2 separate regions of the Mus musculus genome follow, and region 1 is linked to region 2. A link is a loop called in an ENCODE intact Hi-C map of the cell type or tissue named here. Cell type or tissue: left cerebral cortex. All regions are shown on one strand. Links, peaks and the distances in the headings refer to the core of each region. The heading gives the core; the rest is flanking DNA.

Region 1 (10,631 bases), core at 4,377-8,376, 210 kb after region 2:
GAGCCATCTGCTCAGCCCTAAGAGAGTAGATTTTTTATGTGCATTCTTTTCTTTTTTCAATGAGGGCCACAACTTTCATCAAATTATTGAAGCTCCTAGAGTAAAAAATCATAAAATGTAAAGAATCTACTGCTTTTGATAAGTGAGGTTTCACCAGCAGACATTTGCATTGCTTAATTCTGGTTTCCATAGACTTGCAGACCCCGCAGGAAGAGAGTTCCAAAGATTTAATTACTCAAATACTAACTTTTTTCTTACAAAGAAACCATACAGACACACACGGGTTGGTTTTAATGTGCATGTAGATAACATGCAAATATGAACTTCTAAAATCGCTCCCTTGGCTTGCTGGTTCTTCCAATCTGCCTTTTTGTTCGGGTGGCCATAACGAGAGAGTCCGACGGCACGAAAAGCAACCATGTGCAGAAAAGATCTCAGATGAAAGAGAGACCACAAATGATAAGTTGTACTGCAAAGATTAGAGACTGTCTTTCTTGTCTGCGGAGTTGTCTAAGTCCCCCAGTGCCCTTTGTAGCCTAAGACCACGTTCCCGTCAGACCTTCAGCACAGTGAGGATCCCTGCTCCTCAGCTAGAGAAGGGCTCCTAGGGATGCAACAAGTACTGTTTGGCAGGAAAGTACCTTGGTCACTAGATGAGCTCTTGCTCTCAGTGGGTGGAGACGATGGCTTTCTACAGGCTGATAGACAAGAGGGTAGAGGCCATGTTCTCATCTCCCTTCCCAGAGTCTGCAGCCCATGAGAGGTCCTTTTTGTCTAGACATGGCTCATCAACCCTTGACCCAAGAAAAGTTTTCAGGTAAAGAGGGTTACAGCCTGGAAGAGCTATGGTTTGGTTTTGGATTTAGAGGCACTATGAACCTTAAAGGTATGTACAAAATGGCTTCTAGGGTTTTTTTGGGAGAGATTCTGTGACTTAAAAACACAAAACAAATCAGGGTCTCACATAGTCCAGGCTGGCCTTGAACTCTATGTAGCTGAGTCTGGTCTCAAAAGCCTGATCTTCCTGCCACTGTCTCCGAAATACCAGATAGCAGGTGTGCTCACCAGTCCTGGTGAATTCTGTAACTTTAGATTCTGAAATGGGCTGGGACCTAGAAGACCAGAAAGCAGCAAGATTTCAGCTCTGCAATCACCAACCATGAGGTACAAAGGTCTCATGGTGTTTTTCAGAAAACCTATTGTGTTTTCTTAGCCAATCTCTTCACTTAAATGCTGAACCACGAGGTCAGCCTAGTCTACAGACCATGTTCCAGGACAGCCAGGGCTATACAGAAAAACCCTGTCTCAAAACAAAACCAAAGGCCGGGCGTGGTGGCGCACGCCTTTAATCCCAGCACTCGGGAGGCAGAGGCAGGCGGATTTCTAAGTTCGAGGCCAGCCTGGTCTACAAAGTGAGTTCCAGGACAGCCAGGGCTACACAGAGAAACCCTGTCTCGAAAAAACCAAAAAAAAAAAAAAAACAAAAAAAAAAAAAACAAAACAAAACAAAAAAAAAAACAAAACAAAACCAGTGTGTGTGTGGGGGGGCACCCTGCATTAAAACTCCCAATGAATAGGGAAATTATCAAATGTAGGTGTTCTATAGCCTGATTTTTAAATGTTTAATGTTCTATGTAAAAATAAACATTTCTCAACCAAAGTTAACTGCGGTAGGTGAATTCATTTAAAAAATAATAATATAGCCCCAGAAACACAAAAAAGTAGATATCCCTTTCACCCCCCATTTTTAAAGCCATGGTAGGAACAAAAAGTAAATCTTGTCTTGGCTCCAAGTCACTCACTGATCACACACGGGGTGAGAGGAGCCTGCCTGAAGGAAGGCAGTACCAAGCTTCTCGATGAGGAATACCACGCACCAAAGTTACGTTTTAGAACATTTTAATATCCTTCTTTTCAGTGGATGCAATTTGAAATTCTTAGAATTAACAATTTAAAAAGAGCAGAGCAAAGGAAAACATGGAAATACAAACAATTGGTTCTTACTAATATAATTTCAGGTTCTAGGCATGATGCGATTTTCAAAACAACCAGCCCCCCCCCCAAAAAAAATGCTTACCTTGAAAATCAAGAAATTCAAATGCAGACTTATCTTTGGATACTACAAGTGACTGCAGCCCAGGTGATGGTCGCACACTGCCTTTGGCTCGCTGTGTCATGTGCAAATGTGCAGGTGCATCCCAGGAGTGAAGTTAGGGCAGAGGGAGCCATGCACAGGTGTGGCACATCTGTGGGGCTCGTCAAGCTGTTTGAGGGTTTATAACCGACGAGCACTCTACGTTCATTTGTGTGGGATAAAATTATGTGTGCTTGATCATACAGATGTATAAAACTGATCTGTGCTGGGGCCAAGAAGGAAAGAGCAATTGCAATGCAAAGCAACTATTTACACACATTCAATTCTGAAGTATTGCTTCCTGCCCTAGGTTCCTAAGAAGTACTGCCACCTGATGGACACTCCAGTCCACTGCCTGGAAGCCCAACTGTCTCTAGCAACAGCTGTTTGTTCAATGCCAACAGACCAAGCTGCACGGCAGGTGTGCTGCAGAGATCCTGTGGTTCTGTGTTGAGGTATGCTTAGGGGCAGGGAGCTGGAAAGGCCCCAAGGGGCCTTGCACCCTGAAAGAAGAATGTCTGCACTGGTTCTTCAGGAAGGCTCAGGGTGTTGAAGACCACTGCACTTTGTATGAACTGCCCTTCAGCTAGGGCTCCATTTGCACGATGCAGAACTGGGTCATCCGCTCAAGGTTAGTGATTCTCTCCAGTTGGTTTGGAGGTCTAGAGTTGGGGAGTGGGCTGGGAAAGACTCACAGATACCTTTGTAACAGAGAAAGAAAGAGTTTGAGAGGGAAGGTGTGAGAAGAGATGAACTTGACAGAGCACATCTTGAACCAAGATTGCAAAAACCCCGGCCACTAGCTAGCTCCTCCAAGTGATGCAGCCTGGAGGTGGAGGACAACCTAATACTCGGTCAGTTGAGCACACCTGAATACTGACAGGAGACCCCAGCATGCCCTACATCCCTAGCACAAGGAAAGAATCAGGTAGTGTTCTTAAGAAAAGAAAATCTGTGGCATTGTACAGGAATACATTCTTTAGAAGCAAGAGGTATTGTCACAACTTATCTGTTCTTCTAGTTGGAAGACCAACAGGGAGCCAACTGGGACAGGAAATCTTCCAGTCACTAAGAATACTCTGGGTCCTGGCATGGCTTTGCTGCATGGGTGGCCATCCCAGGTGTCTCTGGGGAAGTAGCTGACTAAAGCTAAGATGTCACCTTGCTAGCATAAGCAGGTTCTGTCCATCTTCAGGGAGGAGTGAAAACCGGGCTTAACTCAGATGTGAAAGCTATACAGTGAAGTTTACCAGTGAAAGAACACACCACACACAGGGCATGGCATGAAGACCTCCAATAGGCACAGAGATGGTCTTCAGTTGTCTCATGAGCTACACATCAGCATGACCTGGAAAAATGATGGTGGCGGGGCAGCTGTAGCTTGAGCTCCTTCCAGCATCAACTTGAGATTCATCATGGAAGAACACAATTTAATTACAAGCAAGGTTAGCAGCCAGGAACTCAAATTTCATCTGTGACAGGCTGTCTGCATTTCCTTTGGCAAAACAGATGGCTCTGTCCCTCGGTGCCCCGTAAGAAACCCCCTTCAAGAGTTTGAATTGACCAACAGAATTAAATCCCACCACAAGCCAGCCCGTGCAGTCCAACAGTGGGTGGAACGGACAAAAGGTTTGCAGAATCCCACCTGGCGCCGAGCCAGTTTTACTCTGGATCCCCACAAGAGGGAACAGCACCCTGGGTGGCACCATGGGCCACAGTGGATGAGACATGAAACATAGAGGGACATCTTGTCATTGGTCGGCTGTGTCCTTTGCAAACTGCCCTGCCCACTCCCTGACTGCTTCCCTCCACCAAAACTACCCAGTGCCCCCTCCCCATAATACACATGTTTTGATAAATAAATAAATAAATAAATAAATGCATCCTCAGATGGTTAAACATCTCCCTCAAATGGGTCAGCTTCTGAGACAAACATCTTCACTCTTGGCTGGAAGACCCTTCTGTGTGGGGTCGGGATGAAAACACGGCTTTGAGATTCCTGAGGCCTGGTTTGTAAGCTTTGTGTCTGGTGAGCATATGAAATCTTGGCCTGCGTGCAGATGAGCCCCTGAAACTGCCCAGTGTTGGAGGCGGAGAAGCCCATTTGTGGGCCACAGGAATGTGGGCCCAGGTACCCTAGAGATGCCAGGAGGGGGCTTGCTTCCAGCCCTGCTCCCTTCTATAGCCCCTCCCCCAGATGAGTTTACTGGCACTTTATGTCAGATTCATAAATGCAAGTATGTGTGCGTGGATGTGCTTAGAAAGGCCAAGTGACTGAAAAATACTATTACACATATAGAAAAAATAAACTGGAAAACACTGTATGAGAAAAAAAAAACTTGTGAGAAAAGGCAATAAAAATGGTATTTTAACCACAGCTTTTTTTTTTCCTTTTTTTTTTTTTTTTCTTAAAGAAGTCAAATAATCCCCAGGGCCATGATTCCACCAGTGGCCTCAGCCCCAGACGCAAGGCCAGACCCTGAAGGCACTTGAATCCCTCCACGCTGCTGACTGGATCCCCTGGCTGGGCTGGGGGCAGGCTTCCAGGAAAAGGCTTCCAGGAACGCAAGTAAAGGAAAACCGAAATGGGTGGAAATGAACCCTGAATAACTGTGCTCCACACAGAGATTCGGGCTGAAATGACCACGTGACACCACATCTGGGGACAGAAACTGAGGTGCTAGATAGCACAACAGCCTATCGACACAGATGTTACTGTGTTTGGACACGCAGAGCACCTTGGCAGCTCTCGGCGCTGCCTCACACACTCTTTGAGACATTGAGCTTGCTGAGTTCACTGGCCTCTTCTACTCCTATGTCTTCACAGCTGTCCTTTTCTATGGCTTTGCCAAATGGAAACCTTTCCTCTGCTTTGACTGGCTCTCTCCAGGACCTCTTAGAGGACAGGCGAGCTTCCTTAGCCTGTGTGCTATCATCAGATCCCAGGGAAGCCTTGTCCGAATACTGAACGGAAGGCACCAAGTTGGCAATCTCATCTGTGGGAGACCGCCCAATGCTGCCGTCCACCTGGACTCGGATGTCTGGGGAGATGGACAGCTGGTGCTGGGGAACCACTCCATTGTCCGTGCACTTTGGGTAAAGGTAGGTCTTCATCTGCCCTTTCCCCTTGACATTCACGGTCCCTCGGTAGTCAAAGTCATAACCCATCTTGCTCAGCACACGGTAGCTCTCTTCGCTCACCTGGATACGGCACTCCACACCAGTGGTGTCCATCCTGCTGGCGATGTTGACGGTGTCCCCCCAGATGTCATACAGCAGCTTGGTGGTACCTATGACACCTGCTGTGAGGGGTCCGTGGTTAAAGCCGACCCTGAGCTTGAAGTTGAACCATAACATATTGTTGTTGAAGTCATCCACCACGCGCATCATCTCCTTGGCGAACTCGAAGAGGATACGCAGATGCTCCTGTGGGTGGCCACCCTCCTGACACTGGGCCGTGTTCAGCCCTGAGGCTGCCATGTATGTGGCCCCGATGGTCTTGATCTTCTCGATGCTATTATAGTCCGGCTTGCTCAAGAGCTCATCGAAGTCACCGATCAGCTCGTTGAGGACACGGTAGCACTCCTTGCCCCCCTCATAGTTCTCCTCATAGAATTCACTGAAGTTGACAATGCTGGCAAAGATGACTCCCCCGCTGTCATGGTTCTTGGAGTAGGTCTGAGAGACCTTGAGCTGCTCAGCCACATGGTAGGGGATGATGTTCCGCAGTAGCCAGTCAGCCTGGTCTCTCATGCTCTGGATCTTGGTGCGGTGTAGGTCGGCCTCCACATCCCCATGGTAGTGCAGCCGGTAGCTGACCTCGAACTCCCGGTTCAGGAACCAGACCAAGAGGAGCAGGAGGAAGAAGGTGAGGATAAGCTCCTTGCCTATGAGGCTGGCCGGCCTCCTGCCGTCCTGCAGCACTGAGCTGTTGCATGGGTTCCTCTGGGCACTGCAGAGCAGAGAGATGAGACATGACACAGTGCCAAGCCTACACTGAGAATGTGCACTCTGCCCAGTGTGGCCTAGCAGTACCCTCAACCCATGCGGCCAGAAAGCAGCCTGGCTGTTTTGCAGGCTTCACGGGTGCTTTTGGTTTATTCATATTTAATTTGATTTCTTGTCTTATGCAGCCAAGGCTGGCCTTGAACTTGCTATGCAGCTGGAGGTGGGCCTGGAATTTATCCTCCTGCCTCCATACCCACATACTAGAATGACAAGCCTGGACCACTAGGCCCAGCTGTAACTGCTTTTTAGAAAAATGCATTAGATTTTTAAAACAAAAACAACGAACAACAAACCTTTCTTTCTCCTCAACTATTTCTTTTAGAAAATCTCAACTTTATGGAAACATTAAATTTCATAAAACTTGGATGTGCTTCATCTGGGTTTTACAATTTTTAAATTGCCTCTCTGCTTCCTCTCAACACATCTATGGAGACACATGTGACATACAAAGACATACTGACACATGCAAATACTTTTCCCTGGGCTGGAGAGATGGCTCAGCTGTTAAGAGCACTGACTACTTTTCAAGAGGTTTTGAATTCAATTCCCAGCAACCACATCTTGGCTTACAGCCATCTGTAATGAGATCTGGTGCCCTCTTCTGGCCTGTAGGCATATATGCAGGCAGACTATTGTATACATAATAAATAAATCTAAAAAAACAAAACAAAACAAACCCTCCACAACCCCCCCAAAAAAACCAAATACTTTTTCCTAAACATTTCAAAAGTAAGTTGCTGGGCTATCTTAGTGTCTCTCCTAAGATACAGACATGTCCCTTAGTGATCACAGAATCATTACTGAGTCCAAGAAACTGAATATTCTGATAGATTTTATTCTTAGGTTTCTAAACAACAGACATCATTTTGCAAAGACCTTTTTATACTTTATTTATTCTCTACTTATATGAAACTTCACAAAACACACTCCCCATTTCTAGGTAGTTCAGATTCACCAAAGTTATTTAAGACAATCTTAACATTTTCAAAAAGAAATATGAGATGTATACATTTAAGATATGATTATATATATATATACACACAAACATACATACATAATATATGCACATGGTAAGAAAGTCAGGCAGCATAAGGAACAGAATAGTCTTTCCTTCAGGGTAACAAATGCAGCTATTTTCTCATGGCTATAGAGTAATCTAATATATGGATGACCACACTCATGCTGAGTAGTTATGATGAGAAATGATGTTTCAAAGAACATTCCTACCCTCATCTTGGCATACAGTGGGATTATTGAATCATTTTAAATATAGGGCATTTAGAATTTAACTAGAAATTCCCAAGAAACCCTTGTAAGGGCTAGAGACTGAGCCCAGAGCCTTGAGCAAGGAGAAAAGCATTCTCTAAGCCTTCAAACTGTTGCAGGTCACACCTCCCATTCCCAGATAACTGAACTTACACCCAGCTGCGCTGTTCTCTGGTAAGCAGATGCCACTGATGGGCCCTGCAGCTGAAACCCGAGATTAGCATCGGCAGCTACCATGTTTTGTTTTGGTTTGGTTTGGTTTTGGTTTTTCTTCTTAAGGCAGGATCTTATGTAGCACAGGTTGGCCTGAATTTACTATATAGCTAAGGGTAACCTTGAATTTCTAATTCTCCTGCCTCCACTTTCCAAGTGCAGGATCATAAGCGTACATCACCATACTTGCTCAGTTTTTTCCTCTGTAAAAATACTGCATACTCAATCATAGAAAATTTAGGGGAGAAGTAGAATTAAAAATATGATTTCTCTCCTGTCCTGCTTCCCGGAGTCTGTTTATGTTAACATTTGAACTTCCTTCTTCCTTCCCTGTATCCCTTTCTTGCCGCCCCCTTCTATTTTTAACAGAGTTTTGACTGTTGAGTTCCTATAAGTTTTATATGTTAATGCATTTCTAAATTTCCCAAGGTAGGTTGTTAGATTTTATATGATAGAATTGTTCACTATGTAAAGATAAATGGATATAAAACTGATATGTCTTCAGGTGAGATCTAGGACACAGAAGCCTTAATTCCTTAGCTACAGTATTTAATTGAAGTCGTATTGTTACCTTTGACATAAGGGTATTTTAAAATAATGGATGTCACAAGGCCTTGTGGCACACATCTGTCATTCTAGAATTTGGAGGTAGAGACCTTAAGAGTTTAAGGTTGGCCAGCACTCGGGAGGCAGAGGCAGTTGGATTTCTGAGTTCAAGGCCAGCCTGGTCTACAAAGTGAGTTCCAGGACAGCCAGGGCTACACAGAGAAACCCTATCTCGAAAAACCAAAAAAAAAAAAAAAGGAGCTTAAGGTTGGGCTGGAGAGATGGCTCGGCAGATAAGAGCACTGACTGCTCTTCCAAAGGTCCTGAGTTCAAATCCCAGCAACCACATGGTGACTCACAACCACCGGTAATGAGATCTGACGCCCTCTTTTGGAGTATCTGAAGACAGATACAGTGTACTTACATATAATAAATAAATAAATTAATCTTTTTAAAAAATCTCTTTAGAAAAAGAGTTTAAGGTTACCCTTGAGTACACAGCAAGTTCAAGGCCAGCCTGGGCTACATAATATTTTATCTCAAAAAAAAAAAAAAAGGGAAGAAATGAACTTGAGGTCATTGAGACACTCCCTAAAACACCACCATAAAAGCCGAGAGATTGGGATGGTCCCTAAGCCACTCTAGCAGGGCAACTGGGGACTTTGGAGGCCTTGGTTTCCTCACTTGTAAAGCATGGAGACAGCTGGGACATGGCCAGGTTCCTTCTCTCTTCAGGTTTAGGGTAGCTGTGTCAGCTCTGGAGGGGAGGTTAGCATCCTCAGAGAGGCCTGGGTTGATACAGGAAGCTGGGATGGGGAGGGGTTCCACCATCCCTGGATGGCAGCAGTCCATGGTACGGCGGCTGCTTGCACAGGCAATGCAGGTTTTGCTGACCACCAGCTTTCCCTGATCTTCCTATGTGGCCTGCTATTAGAAGCTTGGAGCCACCTGTCTTCACTGAGGTCCTCTAGGGCCATTCTAGCTCACTGGGCCAAATGCTTCCCTTTGCTGATTCTGGTGTCCTCTCCCTGTAATATGCTGAAGCCTGGAATCCAGCAAGGCTGGACCTGAGACCTGACACAGGTTTTCTAGCCCAGTGGTTGGGAAACAGGACAGAGTTCTCTATCGTAGGACATTCCATGTTTATTTCACTTACAGCATTGAAACAAATGTAATACCTACCAATCACAAATGCTAAGCAAAGTGAACACTTTGTTTAACTGACTAAAACATGTTTCACTCCAGCCTGAGGTTCTCTGGCTCCCCCCAACCCCCACCCCCAGACAGGGTTTCTCTGTGTAGCCCTGGCTGTCCTGAAACTCACTCTGTAGATCAGGCTGGCCTCGAACTCAGAGATCTATCTGCCTCTGCCTGGCTTTTAAGCCGAGTTGTACAGAGGTTCTGGGCTGGGGAGAAACCAATTGTATCTCCTGTGAGCATGGCTTGCTGGGTCCCAATATTGTGACATTGAGGACCAGCCCTTTTTAGTAAGTTTCCTGAGGGACTAAACTTAGGTCAACAGGTTTGGTAGCAAGCATGTACTAAGCATTCTCATTGGCCTATACCTTAAAAAACCCAAACCCAAACCAAACCCCAACCGAAACAACTTTATTATTATGAGTGTGTGTGATTGGTGAATGCAGACACCCAGAAATGTGTCCGTGGAGTCAGTTCTCATTGTGCCGGAAGAAGCAAGCCACTTGGCCCTGTATTTTGTTTTATTAAGACGGGATCTTGTGTTGCTCAAGCTGTCTTGGAATTAACTGACTATGTAGCTGAGGATGAACTTGAACCTTTGAACCCCTTGCCCTCACTGCCCAAGTGTGGGATTATGGGATATGCCACCACACCCAGCAACTCTAAGACAGGTGGACAAGAGCATCCAATCCAGTTGTACATTTAAACAGCAAAGGCCAGTTTCCAAGAAGAGGACTGTTGGCCAGCTTGTACCCTGGTGAGTGACCCCAGGGCCTCGTGTCATGTAAGGACTCCACTACCGAGCGAGTGAGCAATCGAGCGGTTCCCAGTTCTTTCAGTTTTCCTTTTCACTCTGAGATGGCATCTCCAAGAAAGTGTTCAAGGCCAGCCTTGACCAAGCTCACCCTGCACTGGACTCACGCAGGCCCTGGATGTACGATTCTACTCTCATAGCCAAGATTACAGGCCCATACCTTCACACTCAGTCCAAAAGAGGAGTCTGAGATGGGTAAATGTAAGAGTAACTGAATCCTGGGGCATCCAACTGTGGATGGAAGCTAAAGTAAAACACATTAAGATCTATTATCATGCAAAAGAGGTACTTGAAATAGCAGACAGACAAAGAGAAAGCCAGGGCCACCTTTCAGCCCTAACCAGCAAGGTTTGGTACCTATAACCGTTGGGATCTATCAGGGCTGTATATACAGTGCCATACTCTATAGCCTAGGCTGACCTCAAACTCACTGCAATCCCCTTGCCTCAGGCT
Region 2 (10,631 bases), core at 2,812-6,811:
GCCCTGAAGAACTCAGAAATGAAGTTATTTTTAGTAGTAGAACCTGGGATGATTTGAGCCAAAATGTTAGCAGTAACTGACTACAGACTTCAGTCTAGAATGTATTAATCCATACTTTAATGTACGGCTTCTTCTTTCAGGGAAACTGCCATGGAATGATAAAAAAAGCAAACAGATAAATCTCATTCAGACAGAAATTACTGACAGATGTCAGCAAACAACTATACAATATTAGTGTTACCTAAAAAAACATTTGCTGACTTCAAAGAGAAAGTCAGTAATTTTACCATTGGGGGGAAAAAGCAGACAGATCTCCTTTGGGTAGTGCTTACCACAAGCCTGATAACCTGACTTAGATCCCTGCAACCTGCAAATTGCCAAAAAACTGATCTCTCAAGAGTCATCTTCTGACCTCTGTACACACAATAATAAATAATTTGAATGGTGCATAGTTGTAATACTAGCACTTGAAGAACTAAGGCAGGAAGACCAGTCTGAATTAAATTTTGGGAGACAGTCTCAAAATAGAAGAACAAAACCAAAACAACAACAAAAACCAAGCTCTCTCTGTTTACAAATTGTGGATGAGATATGAGCTCTCAGCTGCCTCTCGGCACCATGGCTGCCTGTCACCAAGCTCCTTACCATGATTGCTATGGACCTGTAACTGAGCCTATCCTCTCTATGAAGGGAGCCAGGGACAGATGAGCAAACTTCCTGCTGCTGGTGTGTGTGCCGTGGGGATGGCCAGTTAAGACAAACCAGAACTAAGACAAAGGTCTAGCCACCAGTGCTACTTCAACAGCAAAAGTCACAATACAGTAGAAGAGATGGGGTGTGCTTTATTTTGAAGATAAAAGCAGAAGACACAGTAAACAATACGGATGAGACGAAAAATTCTGCCATGGCAAGCCCAGCTGCAAAGGAGTGTGCAGACACACAGGCTGCATTGCATGATTCTCCGGTGTCGCCCAACCTTCCCCCTCCCCCCTTCCCTTCTCCCTCTTGCTCTGGCCCACTTGCTCCAGCCCATAGGTTTTTCATTTGTGAGCCACCATGTGGTTGACCTCTGGAAGAGCAGTCAGTGCTCTTAACTGCTGAGCCATTTCACCAGCCTCTTCTCCCGTATATTTGTAAAATATATCCATCAAAAAAGGTGGTGCATACCTTTAATCTCAGCGCAGAGGCAGAGAGGCAGAGGTAGGTGGATCTGAGTTCAAGGCCAGCCTGGTCTACAGAGTGAGTTCCAGGACATCCAGAGCTACACAGAGAAACCCTGTCTAAAAACAACAAACCAAAACAAACCAAACAAAAAAATCTTTGGAAAACAAAGGGGGGGGGGGCAGAACCAGATACCAGATTTGATTCCAGGTTAGCTTAACTGTCTAAAGAATAAACCAACAACTTAATATATGTGCCTGAATCAGACACTAAACACACCATCTGCATAGTATCAGTCTTCACGTTTCCCCCACACCCTAAATGAAAAGCCACAAAAACCTCAACGGCAGGCAGGCCACAGTCTCTTGTTAAAGTGCTGGGTGGCTTGGGACTTACACAGTAGCACTGATAATGTGACTGTGATATTGCAGACATGCATGTGTACACACACACACACACACACACCTAGTGCCCATGTTCCCCCCTAGCCACAACCACATCCCTTTTCCACAGGAACTGTTAAGAGTTGGCTCAGGGCCTCCCGTGTTGTCCTCCCAAGCCTGTCCTGTCCACTATTCACAGTAGCCTCTCCCATTCACCACTCACTCTCCTATCTATACGGCTCATTCCAGTGCTGGTTTAGGGCATTCCTTAATAAACTTGTTAAGATATAATTAACTTTACTGAATTACAACAGAGACAAGCTTTTCATCTCATAAGCCAATGCATCTATTACAAAAGCAGATTTTTCTCCAGCCTGAGACTGGTTCTGGGCACCCTGCAGAAGCTTCTTAGTTGAGCTTTCAAGAGGAGGAAAAAAAATCACCCGGAACCACTCAAGCGAGCAAGGGGTGAAAACACATGAGCTGTGAACTTCTACTTCAAAAAGATCACCCACCTTCCCTACAGATCTGTAACTGTCCGTACTAGAGCTCTGCTCATAATGGTAACTCACAGGCAAGCAGTGTTCTAAGTTGTGAGATATGCTGGCTGTTTTTCTGCAATTCTTGTTGGGTTTCAGTCCCTGGCACAAGAGACTGAGGTACATATTTTACACACTAAAGCAGACCTGGCCTCTAGATTCTCTCAGTATCTCACTCCCTACCTGGCATACCCTGCCCCTAATCCTAAACTTTCCAGCCCAGGGGCTGGGCTGCCCTTCCTCTAGACGTTCCTTCTTATATAATCTAGACATTTTGATGTGTGTCTCGCTCTGTCTCTTTCTCTGCCCCCTACACACACACACACCCCTTCCCAAGGCAACTTTCCTGGCCTTGGTCCTTGGGGTCAGTGAACTCGAGAGAGCAGCTTCCCAATAGACCTGCCTTTACTATAATCTAATCTGGTTTATCTCACTGGCTGTGGAGATATAACCTATCAATTACAAATGTCAGACCATCTCCAATTTACAGAAGACACAGGTGAGAGCTAGTTACATGGAGTGCCACTTCCTGTCTGGCCTTCTAGTTGTATCCTACCTTGACAAGTTTATTATAGATGGCAAGCATGAACTTAGGAGCATCAGCAAAGACAGAAATCAGGGAAGCTCTGGAGAAACAATGAGTCAAACAACCAATTGACCAATCAACCAACAGCACGGGGTTCTTGATAGCTGATACTTCCCAGAAGGAACACAAGGAAGCAGGCTGAAATCTTTAATGAAGTGGCAATCTCTCCAATAGGAAATGGATACTATGTATGTATTTTCTCCACCTAAGACCCAGGGAGAATTAGTGCCACCACAGCAGCAGGCAAAGTCGGTGAAAAGGAGCACCAATGTTGCAAATAAAAAACTTGAGCTAGACTCCAGAGTCAACTTTGGGAACAGACTGAGCAAACCAGCCAAGGTTGAGAAGGTGTTTGCAGAACATGATGCAAAGATACACAAGAAATCAGAGAAGATACGGATCCACTGTTAAGTAAAACCAGCTTCTCTGTAGATAGAAATCACAAGAGATGTCTTCTACACAGAGCTCTTTTTTTTTTTAGTATTCTCCGTGGCACTGGGGACCAATTCAGGGCCTATGCAAGCCAAGCACAAACTGCCTTTGGGGGCTCTTTTTTTGTTGTTTTGGTTTGAGACATACTCAAATGTTGGAAAAGATACTATGGGTAAATCAGTTTTGCTACTAGAGGACACATATACAGACAAAAGTATTTTGAGCACCAGGCACTGTGGCACACTTTAATCCTACCACTCTGGGGAGCAGAGGCAGATGAATCTCTGTGAGTTTGTGACCACCCTGGCCAGGCGGAACATATATGGTGAAACCCTGTCACCCTCCCCACACCCAATAAAAAACTGAGGTGAAGTTTGGCAGATTAGCTAATACAGAAATAAAAGGGCAAATTCTGAAACCGAAAACATGTTCCTAAAGATTTAAGCAATCGCTCACTCAAATCTGTTAAACACTGTAACGATATTTGTGGCCAAGAGAACATTTAGTGGAGGATGAGAGCGACAAAACTTCGGAAAGCCATTGGGAAGCTATGTTTATGCGAAACATAAATGTAATGAATGCCAGAAGCTTTAATATTCTTTCGCAGTTAATTCTTGACTTGAGCCCTTTTATGTAAAAATAGCTGTAAATACGTATAATTTAAGTGTATGTAACGCTAACATCTTCACTGTTACATGAGTGCGGGGTGGGAAAGTATAGATTAAGGTTATTCTCTCTCCTTTCCTTTCTCTTTCAATTCCAGGGATCAAACACGCGGAGTTCACTGGCTCCCTGAAGTCCTGGGTAACCGTTGGTTTTGCTCACCGTAGTTACCCCAGGGCTTGACTTCTGCGAGAGCTGAGCTTGTGAACAGCCGCGTGCAACGAACTTGTCAACCCAAGCGCGGGAGCGTCTGCAATCAGGACTACCAGGGACTGACGAGAGCAGGCTGTGGCTGCCCGTGACTCGGCTCCCCAAAAGCGACCACAAGGTCCTACTCCCCGCCCCACTTAGCAGCTCCGGCGCAGTGCGGCCTCCCGCCGGTCTAAGAGTGTGCACACAGCCTCAGACGCCGCCTCTGCGCTCTCGTGCCGCGCTCACCTCGCCGAACTCCAGCCAGCGCGGGGGCCCGCAGTACAGTCTGCAGCCCGCGGCCCCACAGCAACACAGCTCGCAGCTCGCACGCCATGCTTCCTTTCCCAAGTGTGGCTAACAGCCTAACAGAGTGATGAGGGGGCCTTCCGCGGGGGCGGCTCAGTGACGTCATGGCGCGCGACGGGCTGTCCAAGGCGTTGCCTGTGCGAGAACGGGAACGCAGCAAACCGCAGCGCGGGGGCCCTGAAGACTGTACTTTTTGACCTTGGATCTCAGTGACAAGGTCGCTGATCCCTTGCATTGTGCGTGTGAGGGTTATAGTGTCCCCGGCCCGCGGTGCTGGCGGTCCCTAGGCGGGAGCATCCCATTCTCGAGATGGCACTACCCAGCTGGAGTGTGGATCCACTGAAAAACTCTTACAGCAATGCCAAAACCTACACTTTGACAAATTTTAGGTTTGACTGTTATTCGCCAAAACGTGAGCTCAGTAACCAACACCTTTGGACTTACCCGTTTATTGTGACTTTCTCCCTACTGGAAGCTTGTTTGGGGATCCAGGCCACAAACCTTGTCTCTAAAGTTTTTTTTTTTTTTTTTTTTTTTGTTTTTTTGTTTTTTTGTTTTTGTTTTTCGAGACAGGGTTTCTCTGTATAGCCCTGGCTGTCCTGGAACTCACTTTGTAGACCAGGCTGGCCTCGAACTCAGAAATCCACCTGCCTCTGCCTCCCAAGTGCTGGGATTAAAGGCTTGCACCACCACGCCCGGCCCTCTAAAGTTTAATCCAAACTCCAGCCGCCTCCAGAGCAGGTCGCTTGTCCCGGTCCTAACCTCAGAGTAAGGCCCAGCGAGGACCTTTCTGACAGGTTCTCGCTTGATTCTGACACACACCAGATACATTTTCCTATGATCAGATTTTACTAAAACATTAGAGCGATTATCTAGCTTGTTAGCAGACACTAGTAGCAAGAGCAGTTAATTCCTGGATCCAGAATAGACTTGAAGTTTTGGTATAGGGAATGTTTAGTTACTGTTCTAGGTTGACAAGGATTGCTCCCACATTGACTTTATAGATGGAAAATAGATAAGAATGGGCAGATATGAGGCCAAACTTTAATACAGGCTCTGTATTTAAAGTGCCTGTTGCCCTGATAACCCCAAGAAATTGACAGAGCACTGTGTGCCTGTGATCTCAGTGCTGGGGAGACAGAAACAAGAGAATCCTTGGGTTTTGCTAGCCAACCAATCTGATTCTGATGTCCCATGTTCAGTAAAAGGCCATGTTTCAATATAAGGTGGAGAGAGCACCTGAACACCTCACAATTCCTACCCCTAACCCCCAGCCAGTTCTGCTCCTGCTGGGCCCACATCCTCCACAACCAGCCCCACCCCTGCTCCCTAGTGTCTTTTTCCATGGTCACCCTTAGATCCTCACAGTTCTAGCTTCTGCCCCCAGGTTCTGTATTACCTCCTCTAATCTGCCTGAGTCCCAGTCATCACACAGAATAGCTTCTCTTGATACTAATCCTCGAGGTTTCATTCTTTTAATTCTCCATTCTGGAATCATCTCTTCAGTCAGAAATGACATACTCAGCCGGGCGTGGTGGTGCAACACCTTTAATCCCAGCACTCGGGAGGCAGAGGCAGGCAGATTTCTGAGTTCGAGGCCAGCCTGGTCTACAAAGTGAGTTCCAGGACAGCCAAGGCTATACAGAGAAACCCTGTCTCGGAAAAAACAAACAAACAAACAAACAAACAAACAAACCAGAAATGACATACTCATCTGTAGAACTCTTCTGTAGATATGGCTTGAGAATATTAAGAAAGGAGAAGTGACATTTAGTAAAGGAAGGGGAATCTGGGCTTTAGTTAAGAATGGGGATGTAGGTTCTGCCCAGTATAAACTTCTTACATTCCAGGGAAACCAACTCTATCTAGGCCCACCTGTGGCCCACCAGGAAACCAGTTTGGAACCCATGCATTACCAAGGGAAATGACATCCCACAAAATTCCAAGGGCCATTTACACTCTAGCACAAACTGTAGTGGTTGCCTAACAGTGGTCCACTTCAGATACCTCTTAACATCTGACCCTTGATCTGCCTGGTTCCACTTCTCAGATTGAAACTTGTAATACTTCCTTCAATGTTCACTCCAGGAGTGAGTGTGGAAAGTTAAAAGTTATCTTGTTAGTGGCCCACACTTGTGCCAAGGACTGAGAAGTTCTGGGCAATGTTTGAGATAATAAAGGAATCTTGGCAGCAAGAGGGAAAAATACCCACAAGAGATGACAGGAACTGTCAGTCACGCCTCCCCCCTCCCCCCTGTCCCCACTGGTTGCATTCAGTGGACTTTCACAGATCTGTGTGCCCAGATTCTCACTGTAACTTGGAACGTTCCATATCCTTCAAGGAGCCTCTCTCCCTAATTCCATAGATAAACCTACACATACTGAAAATGTAAGTTTCCTTGTGGCAAGAGCCACAGAATACAAGATGAAATACCTAAAGGCCATTTCAGTTTCCAAGCCTCTAGTAATGTATAATTTTTTGAATTTTGTAGAGTGGACAAAGTGTAGTCTGCTTGGCTCAATTCTGTGGATAGCTAGGCTTACTTGACTCCCTCTGAATTTTTGTTTAGTGAAAAGTGAATTGTCAAAGATTTCATAAATCTTTTATCCCAGTAGGTTTTTTTTTTCTTTAAAAGATTTCATGTATGTCAGTACACTGTAGCTGTCTTCAGACACACCAGAAGAGGGTATTGGATCCCCATTACAGATGGTTGTGAGCCACCATGTGGATGCTGGGAATTGAACTCAGGACCTTTGGAAGAGCAGTCAGTGCTCTTAACCACTGAGCCATCTCTCCAGCTCCATAATCTATAAACACTGAACATGATGAAAGCAATGTTTTAGACAATATAGACCAGCTGCAGTCCACATTCACTCACCAAAATTCCCCGAGGGCCTATTTTTAGTTTTGGCTTTGCACCATTTCTTTATTATCTGATCCTTATTTTCCCCACCCTGTGCCTAGAATGTGCAACAGAAATTAAACACGACCAGTGCAATAAAACACATCGGGCTTCTCTGTATCTTCAGTCAGATGGGCAGGCAGACTATTTTTAACCCTACAATTCCCCAGGCTTGCTTCAACGTCTAGACAGACCTGCTTCCCTGTATACTGTTCTGTATTTCCTGGTATCACAGTGGCCACCAACACACAATCAGCTTAATTAGAAGTGTATATCCCCTTTCGTTTTTAAATACCAGCTTATTTTGTCATGCATCAACAATCTAGTTGATTCAAAACCCATCCTTACCACTTCCCCATAAGATAATTCTCTCCCTATGTAACTCTGACATTTCCTATGTACATCAGGAAGGCCTTAAACCCACCTGCCTCTGGCTCTTCTCTGATGAAAGGTGTGGGCTACCACACCATGCTAGCCCCATTTAATAGAAACCAAAACATCTTTGCACTCCAACAATGTAGGAAAACAGCATGTTATCTGTGAATGTAATATTCAGTTCCTAAATGCTAGTGTTTCTTAGAGCCTCAAATGAATTTAAGTATACTAGGATCTTCAGTCACTGACTGGTAGTTGAGCTAAGGCTAAGGGGACCATTAGCCAATCGGAACCATCTTTGAATCCAAGCAGTTTTACCAGCTTTTATTATAAACACCAGCACATTTCAAGTTCCCTCTTTTTGATCACAAATATAGGACTTTTTTCTTTTCCTCTTAAGTATACAGCATGAGACACAGTGTCTGGGCACTCCAGCTCTTACAGAAATTTCCTTAGGACAAAATAGGGATAATATCCACAGCCCACTCTCAGCCACATCCTTTGACATCCAAATGGACAATTGCATAGGATGCAGAGTCCAAGGAGGTTGGTACAAAGCTTTGAATTTCAGGATAGCCTGAAAAGGATGTCCCCAGTGCCCACATTAAAAGGCTACACATTGTCAAGTGCCACCTCCTGAGTGGGGCTGAGAGCAGCTCCTCTGAGGCTCCAGTTCCTCTTCTTGTTTGAACACATGGCTTGGGACTTCCCAATTGGCAGCAAAGGGAATTCTGAAGAGAGCCAAAATGTGCAAGGACCCATCAAGTTGAGCAAAGACGAGCATCACCTCTGGAGGACTTGGGACAGGGCTTAGTTGGGGATGTTAGAGGATGGTCTATTCCTTACCTGGTCTTATCCACAGCATTAAATTTCAAGATTCAAAATTCTACATTGAAAACTCTAATCTCGAATAGCTTCAAGTTTAGACTTCCAAGCACTGGGAATTTTGAAAATACTTTTGTGAACTTAAAAGGCCAAAAGGAAGGCTATTTGGGTCATGATTTCTAAATTTAGCAGCCCCCCACCCCCATCTAGACCACTCTTTTGTTGGAAGACAGGTATTTAAAAAAAAAAATTCCCTGGGAGCAGCAGACTAGGGGTAACAGTCCCCCGTCAGTGGTCCTCCTCTGAGAGTGACATTTACAGTATTCAGGAGCTACCATCCCCTGCTCAGGAAGGTACCTGTAACTCCATGACTCCATGAGTGGGTAAGACCATCAAGTAGCAGCCCCCAGGGTGGCACCAGGCCTGCAAGGCCCTAATGAGGCCACATGGGGCAGGCTGAACTTTTGGGGAGGGGAGGTCAGGAACCACCTCAAGTCCCTGGAGCACCCTTTGCATTGATTGTGGGATCTGGGTAGAGAAGGGGGGTCTGAAAAAAAAAGGCAGGAGCCCTCCCCACAGGGGCAGCTGACCAACAAAGAGGAGGACAGGAAGAGTGGGCTGGAGGCAAAGAGCTGTTTCTGACCCAGTGGTGATAGTCCTTCCTGGCATGGGTGACATTCACCTGTGAGTACTAAATATGCAAGGTGGTCCTGAGCTGCCCCTCACTGTCTGTGCAAGGAGCTCCCCTTTCCTCCCTCAGTGGCCACAGTCTGGGACAGTGCTCAGCTGCCACTTGCACTGCAGCTATGACTGTAGCCCCAATCTCTCCACTCTGAGCAAACAATCAGAACCATGTCTTACAAAGAACAGACTCCAAAAATATATATAAATAAATAAAAACCTTAAACATTCTTACAGGGATCTTAAAGAACAGAATACATGTTAAAAACTTCAGTAATTTATATCAATTTTAAGCGATACTTTATATACAATGGGGAAAAAAACACATGCATAGTCCAAATACAATGTTGAAAACAGCATTTTCATAACAAAAAAAAAAAAACCCCGAACACTAAGTGTTAATACCATGTACATGAATTCAAGAAGGACCACCCTTTTTGTCTGTTGCACACAGTTTATTTAACAATATGATATAAGAAATGAGTTGGTACGTTACCATTCTATACAGTGATTGAATCTTCTTGAATTTTCTTATTTATAGTAATTATAGCGCTTGCATGATTTACACTAGAATTGCTTTTCCTCATTTCAAGTTTCACATAGAAGAAAGAAAAGAATGCTTCTTCTCTATTAACATTAGCATGGTCTAAGAGAGTGATCATCCCTATTTTTGTCTAAAACCAGTTTTATCAGAGAAACAAAGCAACAATTTCTACATCTGCAAGACAAGAGGTTGGCTTAAGCCAGCATGTATAGATAGATGTGTGTGGGTGTGTACATGTGTGCACGCCGGAGTCAATTCCTATCATCCAGGGGTAATACTTGGAGATGCCCACAGAGTTCACTATAGAAAAAAATCTTCCCGCAACATCAGCTCGTTATCGGGACACATTATAAGATGCATTATTTCTGGAACCAGTTTCTGAGTATTATTTTTCTTCTCACTTTTAAACATAAATGTTTAAGTCTTGAAAATACAAATAAAAAATATGAATATAATGAACTTGTTTTTCCCGTTAAAAAAAGGCATGAGTCACCAGCAATGACGACAAAAAGTCCAAACAACCCCCCACCCCCAAAACAAAACAGAAAAAAATAAAAATAAAAAAGAGAGAGAGAGAGAGAGAGAAAAAAAAAGCTGAGAGAGAGAGACACCAGATATTTAAACCAACTGGTTTTTAACAAAAAAATATATTCTTTGTATTGTTTCTTTAAACATCAGTCTGCCCTTCCACACTTGGGAGTCACAGTCCCATCTAGGCTTAATAAAAAGAGCCCAAATGCCTGAATTTTCAGTACAAAAAGTCCAAAAACATGAAAGGGGAGGGGGAGGAGAAAAACAAAACAAAACAAAAAAACAAACAAAACAAAAACCCAAAACAACAACAAAAAAAAGAAAAACAAAAACAAAAAAACCCAAAAAACAAACAAAAGAAAAAAAGAAAAAAAAAAAACCCAAACCCCCAAAACAAAAAAACAAAACAAAACAAATACCCAATGCTCTCATAATGCTACAAACCCTCCACAAACTTTTCTAGTGTGTCTCCCGTGGTATCACCAACCAGGGACAGTTCACTGGACAGTG

What was found. Hi-C counts contacts between places; a loop is a spot of excess contacts. Peaks named below come from ENCODE experiments on the same cell type or tissue, not always from the same donor. Only the 100,000 strongest peaks of a DNase experiment are listed, where the experiment ranks them.
Region 1: it touches region 2 in a loop (6-fold over the local background); 27 of 42 quality-filtered maps call a loop at or near these places.

The regions. Positions count from the first base shown.
Region 1 is chr16:4,283,004-4,293,634 of GRCm38, forward strand. It overlaps Adcy9 (adenylate cyclase 9), which reads right to left. Exons shown (of 11, transcript NM_009624.3): 11 at 1,883-6,086. The coding sequence ends at 4,895. Gm36359 (a long non-coding RNA gene) reads right to left here and starts at 1,304. Exons shown (of 4, transcript XR_875865.2): 1 at 1-1,304. In left cerebral cortex, for the core only: a CTCF peak has its summit at 6,745 (motif pointing left); a DNase peak (open chromatin) is centred at 6,718.
Region 2 is chr16:4,073,491-4,084,121 of GRCm38, forward strand. It overlaps Trap1 (TNF receptor-associated protein 1), which reads right to left and starts at 4,320. Exons shown (of 18, transcript NM_026508.2): 1 at 4,203-4,320. The coding sequence starts at 4,290. It overlaps Crebbp (CREB binding protein), which reads right to left. Exons shown (of 31, transcript NM_001025432.1): 31 at 10,558-10,631. The coding sequence ends at 10,558. In left cerebral cortex, for the core only: no CTCF peak of the experiment used is centred there; DNase peaks (open chromatin) are centred at 4,343 and 5,040; H3K4me3 peaks cover 1,536 bases; H3K27ac peaks cover 1,125 bases.